Linked DNA regions of Homo sapiens: region 1 is linked to region 2. A link is a loop called in an ENCODE intact Hi-C map of the cell type or tissue named here. Cell type or tissue: IMR-90. All regions are shown on one strand. Each heading gives the region's core, and the rest is flanking DNA. Links, peaks and the distances in the headings are about the cores only.

Region 1 (9,871 bases), core at 1,104-9,103, 120 kb before region 2:
TCCATCTCTGCCTTTCGATTTAGGTGTTAAAATTATTTACATTTCACATGATTACTAATAAAGTAGAATTTAGATCTGCTGCTTTGCTATTTGTTTTCTATATGTTATGGGGTTTTTTGCTTGTTTGTTTCGTTGTTTTCCTGTTCCTTGATTATGATCTTATTTAGTTAAATAAAAATGTTCACTGTAGTCTTTGAACTCTCATGGTTTGTTTGTTAGTTAGCTATTTGTTAGTATATTCTTAGATATTGCCCTAGGGATTATAATTGGCATCTTAATTTATATAAATCTCATTTTAATTAATACCAAATTAGTTGTAATAGTATACAAAAACTGCTTCAAGAAACTGTTCCCTTCCTCTCTTTTTTATTATTATCTCAGAGATTATTTCTTTTTATGTTTATAAGCCCACCAACACAGGTTTTTTTTTTTAAATAATTGTTCTGGGCAGTTATCTTTTTAAACTGATAGGTGAAGAAGAGTTATATACAGAAAAATATTTATATTGTTTTTGGTCACATATATGTAAATAACATTACCAATGTTTTTTATTTCTTCATTTAGATTCAAGTTAATGTTCAGTTTTCTTTCATTTCAACCTGAAGTATTCATTTTAGATTTCTTATAGGGTAGCTCTGATAGTGGCAATTTCAGTTTTTCTTTATCTGGAAATGTTCTAAATTTTCCTTCATTGCTGAAGAAGAATTTAGATGGATGTACATTCTTGCTTGATAGTCATTTCCTTTCAACATTTTGTACACATCACCCTCAAATTTCTAGCCTCCATGTTTTTCATGAGAATCATCTGTTACTTTTATTGATGTTTACTTGTTCATAAGTTGCTTTCTCTTGCTGCTTTTGAAATTTTCTTTTTGTCTTTAACTTTTGTCAGTTTGACTATGATTTGTCTACTGGAGTTCATGAATGTTCAAGATTCTTGAATGTATAGATTAATATTGTTCATTAAATCTGGACATTTTTGGTAACAATTTTTTCAAATATTCTTTCTTCCCCTTTATCTTTCTCATCTTCTAAGGCTCTCGTTGTGTTTTTATTGTTACTCTTGATGATGTCCTGCAGGCTGTGTTCACTTTTCTTCATTCTTTTCTTTTCTTTTCTTTTTTTTGCTATCCAAACTGGATAATCCCTACTGACCTATCTTCAGGTTTATTGATTGTTTTTTTCCTTTTGTTAGCTCAAATCTGTTGTTGAGACTGTCTAGTGAATTTATCATTTCAGTTATAGTAACTTTCAATTCTAGGATTTCTACCACTTTTTAATTATGATTTCTATATCTTTATTGGTATTTGTATTAGGTGAGACTTTATCGTTCTATTTTTGTTTAATTATTTAAATATGATTTTCTTTAATTTTAAAAAATATTTCTAATCACTAATTTGAAGTCTACATCTACTAAAAATATTTTCTGATGGCTACTTTTTCTTTTTTACTGTGTATGTGACACACCTCTTTCTTTGTATGTCTTATAAAAAAATTTTGTTGAAAATTGAGCATTAGTTAATATATGATGACAATTCTGGTGCCACATTCTTCTACTCTGTTCCTCAACATTTGTTGCTGTGGCTGATTTGTTACTGGTTTTTTATTGCTGTGGTTCTTTTTTCTTGTTGAGTATTTATTTTGTGACATTCCTGGCCTAAATCTGCATACCCAGGAGTGCGTAGCCTCTGAATTTGTACCTACTTTTTTTAAAAAAAAACATAAATTCTTGATTTTAGTTTTCAGCCTGGCTTCCTAGAACTCACACCTGGATCAGCACTGTATAATTTAGTGGTCAGCCCAATGATCGCTCCAAAGAGTTTTTTTATAAAATGCTTTGCTTGTATGTCTTTCACCCATTGCCAAAGCTATTTGTGAGAAGGCATGCCTTAAAAGTTCAGGCAATTTACAAGACAGCCTTAGCTTTCACTTTTACTTCAGTGAGGCTTCAAGGTCACCCAGCGGGCATGTTACCTTCTTTCCCTGGTCTTTTCCTGGTCATGCACATAGCCTTACATAAATGCACAGTATTTTATGTCCCCAGGAACATGTTAGAGCTTTTCAGAGTTCCCTAGGGCTGTCTTATTGTCCAGAATTTCCTTTTAAATTCTCATCCTGGCTCTAGTTTACCTCAAATGAGATCACAACTTTAGATAGCTGAGATGTTGACAGCAGTTTGTTCTTATTTAGGTAATGTCCTGGGGGTAGGTCCCCCACCAATTTCCCTGAGCTCAGTTCTGAGTTAAACCATTTAACGCCCCGTTCTGAAAATGCAGACTTCCCAGGAAACTGCAACTTTAGACAAAATCTTGACTGTTTTCTGTGGATAATACATTTAGTAATCCTCCAGATGCTGTCAAATATTTTTTGTTGTCAGCAAAGCTGCCAGATTTTGGTTCCTGTGCCTCTGAGAAGAGTAGCGAGTCCAGATGAGAATAACCCAAGTTAACTGTCACAGGCTTCACTGTCTACCTAGGTTCAGCTGTGACTTCACTGTCTTACCAAGACATAGTAGTCTCTATTGGAAATACAACTTTGAGCCTCATCAATGATTTTGGTTAACTCCCTGAGTCTGAAATGGTTGATTTTAGTTGTGTTGACTTAATTCTTATTATTTTAGAGGGAAGATGAGTTCACCTAGATTCTCACTCCACTGTTCGGGAAGTCAAGACCTCAACCTACTTTTTTAAAGAGAGATATTTTTGATCTACAATATGAATTTGATTTTTAATCACATAGATCGCATAGTTTTCCGAAAAGCTGTGTGATGTGATTTGGGGATTGGGAAATTGGTAAGGCAAGTTCTTGTTAAATATTAAATTATAAAAGACAAGCTGTAGTTTGTCTTTGGACAGGAAAATAGAGGATCTTTCTTTACTTCTTAAGTATTTATTGAGAGCTCAGAATAAGCCTAACAAGGAGAAATTACAAAGATACAATGTCTGGTTTCTTAAGAGCTTGTTATTTTGGTGAGTATAGAAAATCATGGAAGGATGATATGTTAAACATCCAGTTAATTATAACACAAAGAACAACAATCTCAAGGCCATAAGAAAGGTATAAAACATAACTAATTAAAGGACAGTTATAATAAAATAATAATTATTTAAATAAAGATTTCACAAAGTAGAATCCGTGCCATAACAAAGGTAAAGAAAATAATCCTATCAACAAATTTAGATTAAATACAGGAGAGGTATTTTGCCAAAATAATATTTTCAAATTAAGGATAACTTTCTTTTTGATTAGCCACTAAATGTTACCAATATTTGAAATTATATTTAGTTAGGTAGAGTAAGATATCCTGCAGAACAGACTTTTGGAAGAGTCTGGAAAATTATATACACTGGGCAATCGCTGTACATGACTGTTTTACAGCTGCCTCTGCAAGGAAAATTTGTTCTTTCTTCTGGCCACCTCTCATTCTGTCAATGCCTCATAAAATATAGACATGAAACGTAAATATCCCACACCATTATGTGGTGATTCCTCAGAAAATGGAATATGGTGAAATTGTATTTTGGCATTTCTGCCTTGATTCCAAAAGTGGTCCACACTTACAGGCACATCTGCCTTGGCACCATGGACCACATTTCCTTTCTAATCCCTCATCAACAACTAATGACAATTAAAATTTACCATGAAGAAGGCATTTTCCAAAACAGATTGACTTCAAATTAGGCATTAATGTGCATGTAGGTGGTATAAAAATGCAATGATCCAGAAGGCAATTTATATATTTAATGAATTCCAGCATGTATAATGAATTCTATGCATTGGCACACTTTAATGTAAGGTTTTTGAAAAGAAGATATTCAAGAATGTCACATCAAAACTACTGAGCAGCTGTGATGGAATCCTTGAAGACTACTTTAAAGATGATACTAGTACTCCCAGTTCTAACCTCCTGCAGACAATTTAACATACAACTCAAGCGCTATGCATGAAAATCCTTCCCTCTCCTTCTCCAGCCAAACTCATTTGAAAGAATATGGAACTAGCCCAGGATATTTCTTTAGGGGCAAAAGAAAAACATGTGTAACTATTTTTTCATCACCTTAGTCATCTGAGACTCCCACTGAGAATGCTTGTAGGGGGAAAGAGAAAAGAACAATTACTATCTCCAAGGACAAGAAAAGAGCACGTCAAGATGGGTGCCTTCTTTCCAATTCACTCCTGGAGACCTTAGCTTTATGAAAAATGCTGCCAGACATCTATTCCATTAAGGAAATCTAGATGAGGCTGTTTCCATCAATCTCTCCACTGACTTTCTTCTGTAATACATACACATAAACATGCACACACACACACACACACGCACCGACACACTGATTAAACATGACATTTTGTGTATTGGCTATTTTTCCCAAAAACTGTGATGTGGGGATTGGGAAACTAGTATGGCAAGTTCTTGTTAAATATTAAAGTATAAAAGATAAGCTGTGGTTTGTCTTTGGACAGGAAGATAAAGGATCTTTCTTTACTTGTTAAGTATTTGAGAGCCCAGAATGAGTCTGACACAGTGAAATTACAAAGACATAATGTCTGGTTTCCTAAGAGCTTGTTATTTCGGTGGGTATAGAAAATCATGGAAGGATGATCTGTTAAACATCCATTTAATTGTAACACAAAGAACGAATAAGACAGGGAGAGAGTTGTCAGAGTCTTTGTTCTTCTTTTTGCCACAATCTTTCTAAGCTTTGCACCCAGCATCCTCCTGCCAGTAATCTTCCCTGACCACCAGGTGGACACTCCTTGCTTGCAAGGGTGGCTTTACCAGTTAGAGTGAGCTTTTTCACCCTCCTGTTTTGTCTTTGGATAAATAAGGACAAATATTTTGAGTTATCTCTTTGGCCTTAAAATAGGTTCTGTCATTGGCCAGAGAAGCAGGAATTCCCAGTTTATAAATCTCATTGCATATGGGTCAATCAGACAACTTTGTGAACATTGCTCCAGCAATGTCCAGGCAGGCTTTGGGGCTTTAACATGGTGAGAAAGACCTGCCTGAGGTTGGACAACAGGAACCAGAATTGCTCTGGGACTTCCTTTCTGGCCCACGAAAGCCTTGCATATGCAGTCTTCTCTGACTGCTTTGGGTGAAGCTGTAGTCCTTGAGTGTGAGACTCTCCTTACACTCACAGGTTTCTGAGAACCCATCGTAACCATTATGGGATACCACCATAACATATTATATGCCTTGTCTTATATTATTTTTTCATCCACTAGACTATGAGTCCATCAAAAGTAGGGATTTGTCTGTAATTCAGGTTAATACAATAATGAAAGCAATAACAACAGCTTGTATTGAATTCTTACTGTGAATCTGCACTGTGTCAAGTGAACTACACACATTGTTTCTGACATATTGTAATTTCTGAAGATGGTCACAATATATTCCCCCATCTTACATGCACGTTATCAGTGTGCTATCGCCATTAACCCATCAAGGCTGGGATCAATGTCCTTTCTTTTCAATCTGAATTGGCCTTAGTGACAGACTTGCAACCAATTGATTGTGGCAGCATGGATGCTCGTGTCTTCTGAGGCTGGCCCTGAAGATTTATAACTTTGGTCTTGGTCTCCTTAAATATTCCCTGTTGGGGTGCCCCCTCTTAGAATCCAACTCCCATTCAATGGGAAGTCCAAGCCACATGGGGACACCACATGTAGACACTCTAGTGCAGCAGTTCCCAACATTTTGGTACCAGGGACCGGTTTTGTGAACAATTTTTTCATGGATGAGAGGGATGGTTTCAGGATGAAACTGCTCCACCGCAGATCATCAGGCATTAGTTAGATTCTCATAAGGAGTGCACAACCTAGTTCACTTGCATGTGCAGTTCCCTTTGGGTTCCTGCTCCTATGAGAATCTGATGCCGCCACTGATCTGACAGGAGGCAGAGCTCAGGTGGTAACGCTTGTTTACCTGACGCTCACCTCCTGCTGCGCAGCCCGGCTCCTAACAGATTGGTACTGGTTCGTGGCCTGGGGGCTGGGGACCCCAACTGTAGTGGACAGCTGAATCTGAGCCCACCCTCTGAGTAAACCAAGTGTAGGTGCCAGTCCTGTGAGCAAAGATACCTTCAGAATTTTCCAGCCCCAGCCATTTAAGTGTCCCTAGCTGAGGCCCTGTCTGCTGTGCCTTTTCTGAATTCCTGACCCACATCTCTTGGGAGCACTAAAACTGCTGTACATTTTATAACACTAAGCTGGGGTGGGCTTGCTACTCAGCAATAGATAACCAAAACCCTTCCCAGTGCTATGAGGCAGGTACTATTATTATTCCCAACTTATGTGTAAGTATGTCGAGGCTGTTAATGGTTGATAAAAATAATAATGACAAAAGATATTTTTTGATCCCTTCTATGTGTCAGGGACTTTATGTAGATGATCTCATTTAAGGAACATGAAGCTCTGTGAAGTAAGCAATTTTTTAAAATATTGAATTTCTGTGGGTACATAGTAAGTGTATATATTTACAGGGTACATGGGATGTTTTGATACAGGCATGCAGTGTATAATAATCACATGATGGAGAATGAGGTATCCATCCCCTCATACATTTATCCTTCATGTTACAAACAATCCAATTACACTCTTTTACTTATTTTAAATTGTACAATTAAGTTATTATTGACTATATTCACCCTGTTGTGCTATCAGATAGTAGGTCTTATTCATTCTTTCTATTTTTTGTACCTATTAACCATCTCCACCTTCCCCCACCACAGCCCCTCACTACCCTCCCAGCCTCTGGTAACCATCCTTGTAACTCTTTATCTCCATTTGTTCAATTACTTTGATTTTGATTTTTTTGTTTTTGTTTGAGATGGAGTCTCTCTCTGTAGCCCCGGCTGGAGTACAGTGGTGTGATCGCGGCTCACTGCAACTTCCACCTCCCGGGTTCAAGTGATTCTCCTGCGTCAGCCCCCTGAGTAGCTGAAATTACAAGCGCCTCCCACCACCCTGGCTAATTTTTGTATTTTTAATAGAGATGGGGTTTCACCATGTTAGCAAGACTGGTCTTGAACTCCTGACCTCAGGTGATCTGCCCGCCTCGGCCTCCCAAAGTGCTGGGATTATAGGCGTGAGCCACCATGCCTGGCCTATTTTGATTTTTAGATCCCACAAATAAGTGAGAACATGTGATGTTTCTGTGCCTGGCTTATTTCACTTAACATAATGATCTCCAGTTCCATCCAAGTTGTTGCAAATGACAAGCTCTCATTATTTTTATGATTGAATAGTAGTCCACTGTGTATATGCACCATCTTTTCTTTATCCACTTATCTGTTGATGGATACTGAGATTGCTTCCAAATCTTAGCTATTGTGAACAGAGCTTCAACAAACATGGGAGTCCAGATATCTCTTCTGTATACTCATTTCCTTTCTTTTGGATATATTCCCAGTAGTGGGACTGCTGGATCCCTCCAAACTGTTCTCCACAGTGATTGTACTAATTTACATTCCCACCAACAATATACAAGGGTTCCCTTTTCTCCAAATACTCACCAGCATTTGTTATTGCTGTCTTTTTGATAAGCCATTTTAACTGGGGTGAGATGTTATCTCATTGTAGTTTTGATTTGCGTTTCTTTCATGATCAATTATATTGAGCACCTTTTCATAAGCCTGTTTTCCATTTGTATGTCTTCTTCTGGGAAATGTCTATTCAAATATTTTGCCCATTTTTTGATTGGATTATTAGATTTTTTCCTATAGAGTTGTTTGAGCTCCTTATATATTCTGGTTATTAATCCCTTATCAGATGGGTAATTTGCAAATATTTTCTCTCATTCTGTGGGTTGTCTCTTTACTTTGCTGATTGTTTTCTATGCCGTGCAGAAGCTTTTTAACTTGATGTTATCCCATTTGCCCATTTTTGCTTTGGTTGCCTGTGCTCAAGAAATTTTTGCCCAGACCAATGTTCTGGAGATTTTTCTTAATGTTTTCTTGCAGTAGTTCCATAGTTGGAGGTCTTAGGTTTAAGTCCTTAATCTATTTTGATGTGATTTTTGTATATGGCAAGACATAGGGGTCTAGTTTCATTCTTCTGAAGTAAGGAAATTTTAAGTCTCATATTTTACATGTGAGGGAATTGATGCTGAAAGAGATTCTTAACTGACCCAAAAATACACATCTAGCCATGAGAAGGTCAAGATTTGAACCCAAGCATTCCTTTCCAAAGAGTGAGGCATTTAACCATGATACCACAAATATATGCTGTAATTAACTGGATAAATAAAATAGTTGCTGTGTGGTAGAGTTTGAGCAGGAGCACAGGCCTGTCTGACTCTATCACCATATGTGACATGGTGACTGAACTGAAGAGTGATCCCTTAACATATCTGGGCATGAATATCATAAGAAGACAAAGAAAATGGGTGTTTTTATTTGTTTGATTGTTTGTTTGTTTGTTTTTTCCTTATTTTTTGTCATTGCAGATTATATACAAAAAAAATACTTAGCCATATGACCTCATAAAAAAGATAGCATTGTCAGAATATGTCTGATAGCAAATATCTCTGTAGTATTTTAGGGGGCAAAGAGAAATGCTTCCTGTTTATGCATGAATCTTGAAAAAATTAATCAACCTGATACCAAAGGGTAATTTCAAATAATAATTATATCCAACAGGTTAACAGTCTTCTCATTACAAATAACCAAATTTTATGGAGATGAGGAAACAAGTATTATAATTAAGAGCAAGTGTAATCAGTGAAACCGATCAAATTTTGCTTAGACTGACTGACCAAGAGAAAAAGAAAGAAAATGCAAATCACTAAAATCAGAAAAGAAAGTGGTGACACTGCTACTGACTTTACAGAAATAAAAAGGAATTATAAGAGAAGACCAAAACAAATGGACATCAAATTAGGTACCCTAGATAGAAGGCAAATTGCTAGAAACATACAATTACCAAAAGAAACTTGAGAAGAAATAATAATCAAAAATCTCCTAATAAAGAAAAGTCTAGGCTGGGTGCGGTGGCTCACGCCTGTAATCCCAGCACTTTGGGAGGCCGAGGTGGGCGGATCATGAGGTCAGGAGATCAAGACCATCCTGGCTAACACAGTGAAACCCCGTCTCTACTAAAAATACAAAAAATTAGCCAGTCATGGTGGCAGGCGCCTGTAGTCCCAGCTACTCGGGAGGCTGAGGCAGGAGAATGGCATGAACCCGGGACTTGGAGCTTGCATTGAGCCAAGACCGTGCCACTGCACTCCAGCCTGGGCGACAGAGCGAGACTCTGTCTCAAAAAAAAAAAAAAAAAAGAAAAGAAAAAGAAAAGTCTAGAACCAGATGACTTAACGGTGAGTTCTACCAACCACTTAAAGGAGAATTAACACCAGTTTTTCTCAAACTATTCAAAAAAGTTGAAGAGGAGGGAATAACCCTAATTCATTCTGTAAGGCAAAAATTACCCACAAAGCTAAGCAAAGATACCACAAGAAAAGCAAACTATAGACCAAAATACCTTATGAATATAGATGCAGAAATCCTCAACCAAATACTAGCAAACTAAATACAAGAGCATGAAAGGATTATACACCATGACCAAATGGGAATTATCCCAGGAACACAAGGTTGATTAACATTAAAAAATCAATGTACTACAGTACACTAATAGATAAAAACAAACAAGAAAACACGATAGTCTCAACTGACATAGAAAAAGCATTTCACAAAATCCAAAACTTTTTATGATGAGAACATGCATAAAACTAGGAATACAAGGGAACTTCCTTGACAAGATAAAGAGCATTTACGAAAAACCCACAGGTAACAACATACTCAATGGTAAAAGACTGAAAGTTTCCCTGCTAAGACCAAGAATACAACAAGGATGCCTGCTTTCACAGCTGCTT
Region 2 (9,871 bases), core at 1,299-9,298:
CTGGCTTCGACCGAGGCCTCGCTACTTGGCTTGCAGATGCCATCTTCTCCCTGTGTCTTCAATGGTTTTCCTGTGTGCATGTCTGTGTCCTTATCTCCTCTTCTTACAAGGCCATGAGTCCTGTTGAATTAAGGCCCACCCTAATGGCCTCATTTTAGCTTAATTAACCTCTTAAAGATCTCATCTCCAAATACAGCCACATTCTGAGGTGTTAGGGATTAAGGCTTCAACATAGGAATTTGGGGGGCACACAATGCCCCCCATACCAATGCTGTCATGATGCCCCCGCACAGTGGGCCAAGGTGGATGGTAGGGGCCTGGAGAAGGGGCCACCCAGGGCAGGGAGAATGCAGCCGGGCCCAGGATGGGCCCAGGATGGCACACATGAAAAGCAGGCACAGGAGGGTGAGGCAGTGCCTCTGAGCAGCCCTGAGCCCCAGGCACACCAGCAGGGCCGGAGTACAGGGAAGGCTAGGAAGCATGTCCTGGGCCCAGCCTCGCATCCCACTCCTGCCGTGACCGCCAGCGTGGGGGAGGCTGACTCCGCCCAGGAGAGCTGCACCTTGTCTCTAGTTGGGCTCCCCAGAAGCAGACTCTGAGATGAGGACCCACACACAACTGAATCACTAAAGATGTGCTTCCCAAAGACAAGTAGGGGCCTGGGTGAGGAGAGGAGGAAGACAGCTGGGTTGTGGCCTTGGACCAAGGGCCCTGTCTCCCACAGGCACAGACAGGGAAGGGGGTGCAAAATCCCCCAGGCACTTCTGCTCCTTGCAGGTAAAGCAGCTCCTATAACCCAGGAATCCTGCAAGGACCAGCCCAGGCCCCAGTGCCAGCACTGCCCTCAAGTGAGAGTGGGAGGGAAACAATAAGGAGAGATCTGAGGGGATCTCAGCCAAGCACCGAGATGATCTGAGACACACTTAAAGAGAGGCTATACCTGCATGGGTGCTTTCAGCAGCATAAAGCGAAAACGCAACCACAATGGCTTACACCACATGGACATTGATTAGTTTACAGAATAAGAAATCCGAGCTATGGTGGCTATGAGGTTGGCTCAAAGATGTCTTGAACAATTCAAGTTCGTTCCACTTCTTTGCATTAATCCTCCCAGCCTATTGACTTCATCCTTAAACTTGTTGCTTCATGATTATAAAACAGTTGCCACAGTCCCAGGCATCACAGGCAGACATGAAGAGATTCAGCCAAAGCAGAAATGGGAGTTCTCACCCACACCCTTTTGAGAACATTCCAGGTAAACATCCCATCAAGCCTCAATAACCAAGTTAATGTACCTGCCCCTTAGTAAAGCAATCACTAGCCACAAAAACTGAATGACCATGATTATTAGGCTGGGGTTAGCCCTTGAGCCTTCAGCCTTGGAGGGGCCCAGCATATATATATATATATATCAGCTAACAAGATGGGGGAGGGAATGGCCTTGGGCAGGATCTACCATAGAGGTAGTACCTTAAGCCAAAGAAAAGCAACTGCTCTGCTGAAATTCTCAACATCTGTGGACCTGGAGGTGAATTTTTTATGGTCTTCAGGCCTTCCTTGTGATCCTGAACCAGCACTATGCATTTCTTTGGCAGCCTCTGCTTCCTTGCCAGGCCCATTCAGCCTAGGCTCACAGACCTTCTCTGTCCCCACCTTCACTCCCTGTGCACACGGTGCCCTCTCCTGCACAGCAGTTGCCAAAGCCTGGCACATCAGCTCATGGTGCCTCTAGTGTCCACACACACTGTAGCAAGCACACATCCAGCCCCATTTTCCCAGCTTTGTACCTCATGTCAGCACCTCACCCAGAGCCAGGGGGTGGGGTTAGGTGGGGACCAGAGGGGCCCAGGGAGCTGGACAGCCTGCCCCAGCCATTCCCACACTCCATGCATGGCCTCTGCCACCTGATCTTTTCAAAGCAGCTTGTAAAGAGTGAAGAGGAGTTGGGGGTTCCCTGGAGATGCCTCCTCTGGCAGCACAAAGGGTTTCTGAAGACTCCAGCTGGAGGACAGCATGGGCTGGCAAGAGGCTGTCTAATGCTTTCCCCAGCCCCTTCCTCAGCTGGGGTTTCTGATTCATAGCATTGGACCTGCTCTCTGACTCCTCTCCTCATGGCTCCAGGAGGGCCCCTGGCATCAGTGTGCCCCTGAGCACTAGACTCTCCCCTCCAAAGGCAGTGAGGGCACCGCCCAGTTCTCCCCAGGAGCTGGCATCAAGTTAAGGTGGCAGCTTCCCACGGCACCCTAAGAAAGTCCACAGTCACCAAGTGTTGAGGGCTGGCCTCATGGGGGTGGTGGGACAGGGTGTCCTGGGGCTGGACTTGGCCAATTTAAGGCTTGCTGCCCACTCTGGGTCTTTGGACGAGCTCTTCCCCAGGGCCAGCGGAAGCCCCGTGAAGGAACACAGTTTTGCTCTGCTGTGCACTGCTGCCTGCTGCTCAGGTCCCTAACATCAGGACTCCCACCTCCTCTGCATGCCCACTGCCTCTCTGTGGTTTGCTGTCAGCTCAGACCAGGGGACAGAGAGCAACCGTCTTTCCATTATGTCAAGCTTTGCACTGGCTCAGTACATCTGGGCAGCCAGCTGGCTGTGCTTCCAGGGCTGCAGCACTTCAGGTAAGCTCTCTGCGCAGCTCAAATGCCCAACTCTCCGTGAAATTTTTGCCTTTTTAATTTAAATCCTTGCTTTGTCACTTAAACTTAATGGCACTGTGATAGCAGGCAGGGGTGGGGAGGGGCAGCCTGGACAGAGCACCGAGGTGGCTCAAGTCATTCATTCCTGAGTTTACTTCTAGGTGTCCTGGGACTCACAGCAACCCACAGAGCTGGGAGAGGCATGAGACCCTGCTAACAGATAAGGAAGTCAAAGTCAGAAAAGAGAGACCACTTGTTTAAGTCTCATACCAAAGTGAAAGACTTCTCCAGTTAAATCATATGACTCCAAAGTTGGATTTTATCAGGCTTGGTGTACCCACCTGGAGAGTAAGAGAATAAAGGTGGTTTCTTTTAAAATGCTTTTGTGCAATCTCTCTCTCTCTCTTTCTCTCTCCATTTCTCTCCTTGAATCTAAATGCTACAGCTGAAAGCACAGAACTCTTCCCCAGTCTACCCCTTCCCTCCCTCCAGTGTGGATCCTGCAGGAAAGCCAAGATCTACAGACAGGAATCTCCTGTGGAGGGAGAGAGCAGGTCCCGGTGGCCCCAGGAGTCCACCTGCTTTGGGAAACTTTCCTGTGTCACTCAGGGCATCCACCCAGAAAAGGCGGGAGAGGGAGCTGGAGCCGGGTCACCAGCAGCCACCTGCCCAGAATGAGGAGGGTGACCAGAAACCAGGAGTTCTGGGCCTGAGGGTACAGAAAATAGGAAGGAGCTGCTCAGCTCCCCACCCATGGGGGCCTGCAGGAGGGGAGAAGAGGGAGAGAGGGCCAGAGCCCCCAGCGCTGCAGCTGCCGCCACAATAGAGGCATTGAAGCTGGTGCGGCAGAAGCGTGCAGGGGCTGGAAGAGGAGTGCAGAGGGGAGGGGCTGCCAGGAGAGCCCCAGATGAGAGGGTCTGACGTCCTCCTGACCTTTAAGTCTGGCCTCAGTGCCAAGAAGGAGGGCAGACTGGACCGCAAACAGCCCCCTGGGCTCATGCCTGCATCTCATTATCTGCCCTGCCCCCAGAGGCATCAAATGCCTGGTTGTTCTCAGATTCCCCACCCTGCTGCCTGTCGCATCCTTTGCTGAAAGATGTGCTGTAGGCGCCATGAAAGAAGGGACAGGGCCTGAGCAGAGGCCCCACTCCATGCTTGCTCCTATACTCTTCCTCACTCCCCGGGTCCCCTGGTAAGCAGATGTCTCTGGAGGCTGGAGACCTGGATCCTATCCTTTCCTCTCCCTGATGGGGTAATGGGGCTTGCTCCAGGGAGAGGAAAGGAGAGGACCCAGGTATCCCTAGGGAGAGGCCTAGAGAGGACCTCATCCAGCACTGGGCTTTGTTGTGAGTCCCCAGTGTGGTTCCCATGCGTTTACACCAGTCTCGGCCCTGGCTCTGCATCTCACTTGCTGTGGGCCCCCAGAAGTTCCTTTGCCCTCAGACCTACAAACTATCTCTTGTACAACAAGGAGGTTGAAACACAGGATCCCAGGACCAGTATGTAATCCATTGAGTTGATTTTGCCATTGGTTGAACAGATACTCTGGCGGGAGCAGGTTACACTTTTAGCTTCTTAAACATCTCTCAAATCTGTTCACTCTTTCCATCTCCACCCTCACTGCCTTATTCCTGTGTGCCACCATCCTTGCCTGGACCAATATTCTCCAGGCCTCCAGATCTGGAAGCCTCCATCCAACTCATCTACTTAATAGTGAAATGCAAACCTGATTGTATTACTCGCCTCCTAAAATCCCTTCAAACACTTCACATTGCTTTTGAGCTAAAGATGCAAATCCTTCACATAGCCCAGAAGGCCTTACATGGCCCAGCCTCACCTCTCAGCCTCCTATTCCCTTCTTTGCTTCCCTGCTCTCCATCAGACAACAAAGGGCAAGGTTGGGAGCCATGTCTTGTTCTGTTCATCAAGCTGTCTCCAGCGTGTGGTGTCATTCCAGGTTCAGCCAGCAGAATTAAGTGGACAAATGAATGATGAACACCAAAGATGGCAATTATCTCTCACAGAGATGAAGAGAACAAGCCCCCTTGCCCAAAGTGCCTTGTCACGTTGATGCCCGATGTTCCACCATCAGAAGTCAAAACTAGATCCCTCCCACGTCCCTTCAAACTCTACAGAGCCTTTGTTGCGAGAGATCCAATGTATATTTATAAGACATGCAACCCATGCTGACACCATGAGGCAGCTTCCTTTCACTGATTGCCTGTAATGTGACAAGCACTTTGCATTTGCGGCAGACCTCCTGGATGGGCCTGTGCTCTCATTCAGATGCACAGAATTAGGCAATCCTCCTGTTCAACCTTCCATGCAATGACCAGTATGGAACCAGGAGCTGCCTGAGGAAAACAGGAACCATGTGTTTTTCTGTCTGGAGATAAACCAGATTCCAAGGGGACACAGGTGCCCTGGGAAAGATGTTAATGAATGAAGTTTCTCAGGCCAAGAGCTAGTCAGCAGCATATGTATGTGCAAGGGGTCAGTGGTGCTACAGCATCTATAGGGTTGGTTCTGCAAGAGGCCTCCTTCCCCAAGCCTGCACCAGCCGTGGGCATTATCAGGAGGCCACACGTTCTTTTGTGGCCCCGTGAAAGAACAGTTCTGCGGCCAAACATTTACAGTCATTGTCATATTTTCCAAGGCAAGGCCATGGGGGCTCAAGTCAGCACCAGCTCTGGGGAGGAAGAGATAAGCTGAGGCTGAAGAACCAAAGTCAGAAGGAGAGGAACCAGCACACGAGGAAGGTGAGGAATGGTATCTTCTGAGAGGTGTGGCCGACCTGGGAGGCATTACGGGACCAGGTGCACCCTTGAGCCACCAGAGGCATGACAGTGGGCCTGACTAGAGCCCCCAGCTGCAGGGGTCAGCTGGGATGTCCCCAGGCCTGGGCACTGAAACACACCAGGGTGAACATTTGCAGGAAAAATAAATCCATGAATGAACTGAGCTACTCTCATCTTGAAGCTACTTGTGTTCTCTTGTGCAGCCATTTTTTCCATTTGAAACCCACCTCCCTCACCTACCCCATCCTACGGCTGTTCTAGAAGAGTGAGCAGGTATACCGACACCTCACACAGGGCTTGCACGCTGCAGGTGATCAGGAAATGCTCATTCCCTCCCTGCCTCTTTTGGGTTCTCAGGCACAGTTTACCCCTGTCAAATTCCCATTAGACTAGATGCTCTGCCCAGCCCTTTCAATGCTGACGTTTCACACATCTTGTAAGAAAGCCCTTGGGTCTGGCCAGGCCCGGGTGTGGACAGGGATGCTCACATTGAGCCTGTGGACACAGAAGAGTCTTTATTCGGGCAGACTCTTGAGCCCTTGTTCTGACTGAGCCTATTGGTGCATTTGAGGGGGGTTGGGGGGAGTGAGGATTTAAAAAAAAAAAAAAAGGTCTTGAGGGATGCTGGGGAAGGAAGAGAAGCCAAGTGTCTGGATGGTGTGACCCCAGACTGCAACGCTAGAATGACTCTCAAAACATTCTCCTTTATCAAGGAAACAAGAATGTGAGTCACTCTCTTCCCGCACCCCAGGGGTTTCTTTGCTGAGCAGGGCTGCAAACTGTTCAGCTAATTAGGCTGCATCCTGACCTTAGCCTCCATCCGCAGCAGGCCTCCCTTGAGGGGAGCCGAGGTGCTGCTGCCACCTAGGGTCAGGAGAGTGCACTGCAGGGGGACCGCAGGGCCAGGAAGGAAAAGTCAGGACCCTGAATAAAAGGGCAAGTGGTCCCAGCATGGTTCCGTTTACAAAGAACTTCCCATCTACCACTGCTGGGCTCTTAAAAGAATCCCATGAATTCAGCAGGGCAAGGTTTTACTATCTTCTCTTTACATATAAAGACGCTAGTGATTGCATGGCTGAGGACGGGGGTCTGGGACATTACGAACTCTGCGGCAGAGGTTATGGGTAGACTGTGGGAATTCTTCATGAGGGTTTTTAAAAGCTATTGCTGGTGTAAGTTGGTCTGTAAACATCCTTAGGAAGAATTGGAGAGCAAATGAGTCATGGGGTCCTGATAACTGCACTGAGCTTCACTAAAGGCCACAGGGTCAAGGGCTTAAGAGACAGAGTGAGGGCCACTGGGTCTCTTAGCCCATCATCAGGGCCCCCATTGTCTGCCGGAAGATGCCAGCAAACCCACCATCCTCGAGGTGCTGGCCAGCCCAGCTAACAGTCAAAAAGGAGGAGGATGGTGATAGATAGAAATGTTATTTTGTGTATTTATTTCATCACAACCTCAGGTACATGACTGCTATGGGCTGAATGTTTGCATCCTCCTGGAGTAGGCATGTTGAAGCCTAACCACGATGTGATGGTATTTGGAGGTGAGGACTCCAGGAGGTGATGAGGTCATGTGCCTGGAGCTCTCATGATGGGATTAGTGCTCCTATAAGAGACCTGAGGGCCAGGTGTGGTGGCTCACGCCTGTAATCCCAGCACTTTGTGGGGCCAAGGCAGGTGGATCAGGAGGTCAGGAGATCAAGACCATCCTGGCTAACATGGTGAAACCACATCTCTACTAAATATACAAAAATTAGCCGGGCGTGGTGGCACAAGCCTGTAGTCCCAGCTAGTCGGGAGGCTGAAGCAGAAGAATCACTTGAACCCAGGAGGCAGAGGTTGCAGTGAACCAAGATCACACCACTGCATTCCAGCCTGGGTGACAGAGCAAGATTCTTGTCTCAAAAAAAAAAAAAAAAAAAAAAAAGAGAGAGAGAGACCTGAGCTAGCTTGCTCCCTACCTCCCTGCTCTCCCTTATGTGAGACCACAGCAAGGTGCCATCCCAAACCTGAAAAGGGCCCCCTACATACCACATCTCCCAGTGCCTTGATCCTGGACTTCCCAGCTCCAGAACTCTGAGAAGTAAATGTCTGCTGTTTAAGCTTCCCAGCCTAGGGTGTATTTGTTACAGCAACTCAAGCTGACTGAGACAGTGACTCACCCTCTAGCCTGTTCTGCAAGAAGGAGAATCAGGAGTTATGTAGCAGGAACACAAGGGAATAAAATCCTCAATATTCAGTTCTTCAACTTCCAAGCTGGGTCTTGAAATTCAAATATTAAACAACAGAGAGAAAAGTCAAAACTTGGAATTTACCAGAGCCAAGTTGTGGTAAAACAATTTGGAATTCTAAAGGTAAAGCCCCAGGGAAGTGGGGACTACTTTTTCTTTCACAGATTAGAAAGAGAAAAGAGGGTTGGGGAGAAGAGATGAGTGTCAGTTGCTAGAACTGGGAGAAGTGGGGAGGCTGGGGCCTGAGGCCACGCAGAGAGAAGGGTCGTCACTGAAGGACTCCCCAGGCCCTTCCATCCCAGCGCCCTGAGCCACTAAATCAATCGCCTTTTGTGAGTGGCCTTGCAGGTCTCCTGTGTGGGAAGCCAAGTGAGCTGAGGCTGTCACAGCCATCAAGTGAGGTCCACGCAGACATCGTTCTCTGTGTGCTGCACAGGGACCAACCCGCAGATGTGACTCCCCCCAGTACCCATCCACACAATGCCATCTACCAAGCACCACTTCCAACTCTCACAGATGCCTTGGGACAGAGGCTGCTGTCTCTAACACCTAGAGGGACTGTTCTTGCAGTGTCTGTGTCGCAGGTACTGGACAACTTAACATGAGTGTGACTTAGTCCCATCACTGTCATCACCATACTTCGTTTTATGGGTGAGCAACAAGACCCTAACCTTCGTGACTTCCACTTGGTATGGAGCTTAGAGGAAAGTGACAGGGATGAAGGTCTCTCCTGTCCAGCCCCACCATCTTCAGGAATTGGGGGCTTTCCCTCTAGCCCGCCTTTGCCCCTCTAAGTGATTGACACACTGCACTTGCCTTCCCATCCAGGGGACCCCGCTGGGCCAGGTGCCATTGTCTGCTGTGACCCTCCCCGTGTGTGTGTGTGTATGTGTGTGTGTGTGTGTGCAGGGTGTGTGTGTGTGTGTGAGCATGTAGCTGTAAATAGTACTTTCCTGATTTAAAAATGCCAGGAAAATCCCAAAACACAGAGATTTAATGTCCGTTTATTCCCTTGGGGCAATGTTGCCTCCACTAAAATGGTAAAGAAAAAAATGAATGATAGAAAGAACTCATTGTGTCAGAGGGGTACTCGCATGTTTGCATTTTTACCCTCTATTCTTTGCCACAGTAGGAACTTGCTTTTTTCTGAGTGTACACACAAACACACACACACACACACACACACACACATACTCAGTGCTGTACTAGGCTCCTGCTGACTGTCCTATCATAGTGTTTCCTACAGAACCATCTCACGTCTCTCTGGGCTGATTGTCTTCTACAATCAATAAATGGTTCAAAGACTCACAAATTCTGTAGATGGGCCTTTGAAGAGGGCTGCACAGTCTCCCAGCTGACCTCAGGATGAGCTTCAGGCCATGTGAATGAGAAAGTGCACAGAGGCCCCTGCAGGGACCCTGGTGCCTGACGCTTCCCCCAGAGCCAGGCTGCCCAGGTCCCAGCCTTGTAGCTCACAAGCTGTGCGACCTTGGGCAGGTGCCTTTCTCTTTCTGAATCTCAGTTTCTTCCTTGGTAACTGGAGATGATATTAAATAGCACCTGCCTCCTAGAGTTGGCGTGGGATTAAACAGTTAGAACCAGAACAGTGTTTACAGCAGCACCTTTGGTATAGCAGGGCAGGAGCTCCAGATCTTGGTCCTGAAGGCTCAGGCCCTGGGGCCTGGAGACTAAAGCAGCATTCAGAGCTTTATGACCACAAGTAGCTACGCTCCCGCCTGAGCCTGTTGTCTGGGCCTTTGGTGTCTCTGTGGTTATGTCCCTCGGTCCTGATTCCTTTTTTAGGTTTCCAAGAGGAAGCTTCTTGTTGAGCCTGTGAACCCTGACCTTGGACCCCTGCTCATCTGGCCCACCCGGACGCCACGCCTGCTCTGTTTGGGGGTTCTCTCCCATCCCCACCCTTGCTTGGCAGCTGCTCCCATCAGACAGGTCCTCCTGTTCATCCCCAGACTGGGAGTGCAAACCCTGCTCAGGGCTCCTGTGGCCACAGGCACCCCCAAGGCAGAGAAGGAAGCCAGGAAGGAGAAGGCTCTGCAAACTCCTGGAAACAGTTAAGAGATGAAGAAAATTACACCACTTGAACTCTACTGGCCAGAGTCCTGGGAAAGGCAAACTCTCCTTGGGCCAAAGTGGAGGGAACCACCCCACCCCTCCACAGGCATCATGAACATGGCCCATTGGAATGCGCTGAG

What was found. Peaks named below come from ENCODE experiments on the same cell type or tissue, not always from the same donor. Only the 100,000 strongest peaks of a DNase experiment are listed, where the experiment ranks them.
Region 1: it touches region 2 in a loop (2.1-fold over the local background); 10 of 110 quality-filtered maps call a loop at or near these places.

The regions. Positions count from the first base shown.
Region 1 is chr10:44,729,546-44,739,416 of GRCh38, forward strand. No RefSeq gene overlaps it. Among named protein-coding and RNA genes, the nearest start is that of TMEM72, 180 kb to the right of the region's middle. In IMR-90, for the core only: a CTCF peak has its summit at 4,746; no DNase peak of the experiment used is centred there.
Region 2 is chr10:44,851,644-44,861,514 of GRCh38, forward strand. All of the region lies in intron 2 of TMEM72-AS1 (TMEM72 antisense RNA 1), which reads right to left. Among named protein-coding and RNA genes, the nearest start is that of TMEM72, 55 kb to the right of the region's middle. RefSeq lists an enhancer at 1,865-2,365. In IMR-90, for the core only: CTCF peaks have their summits at 1,693 (motif pointing left) and 6,293 (motif pointing left); a DNase peak (open chromatin) is centred at 6,198.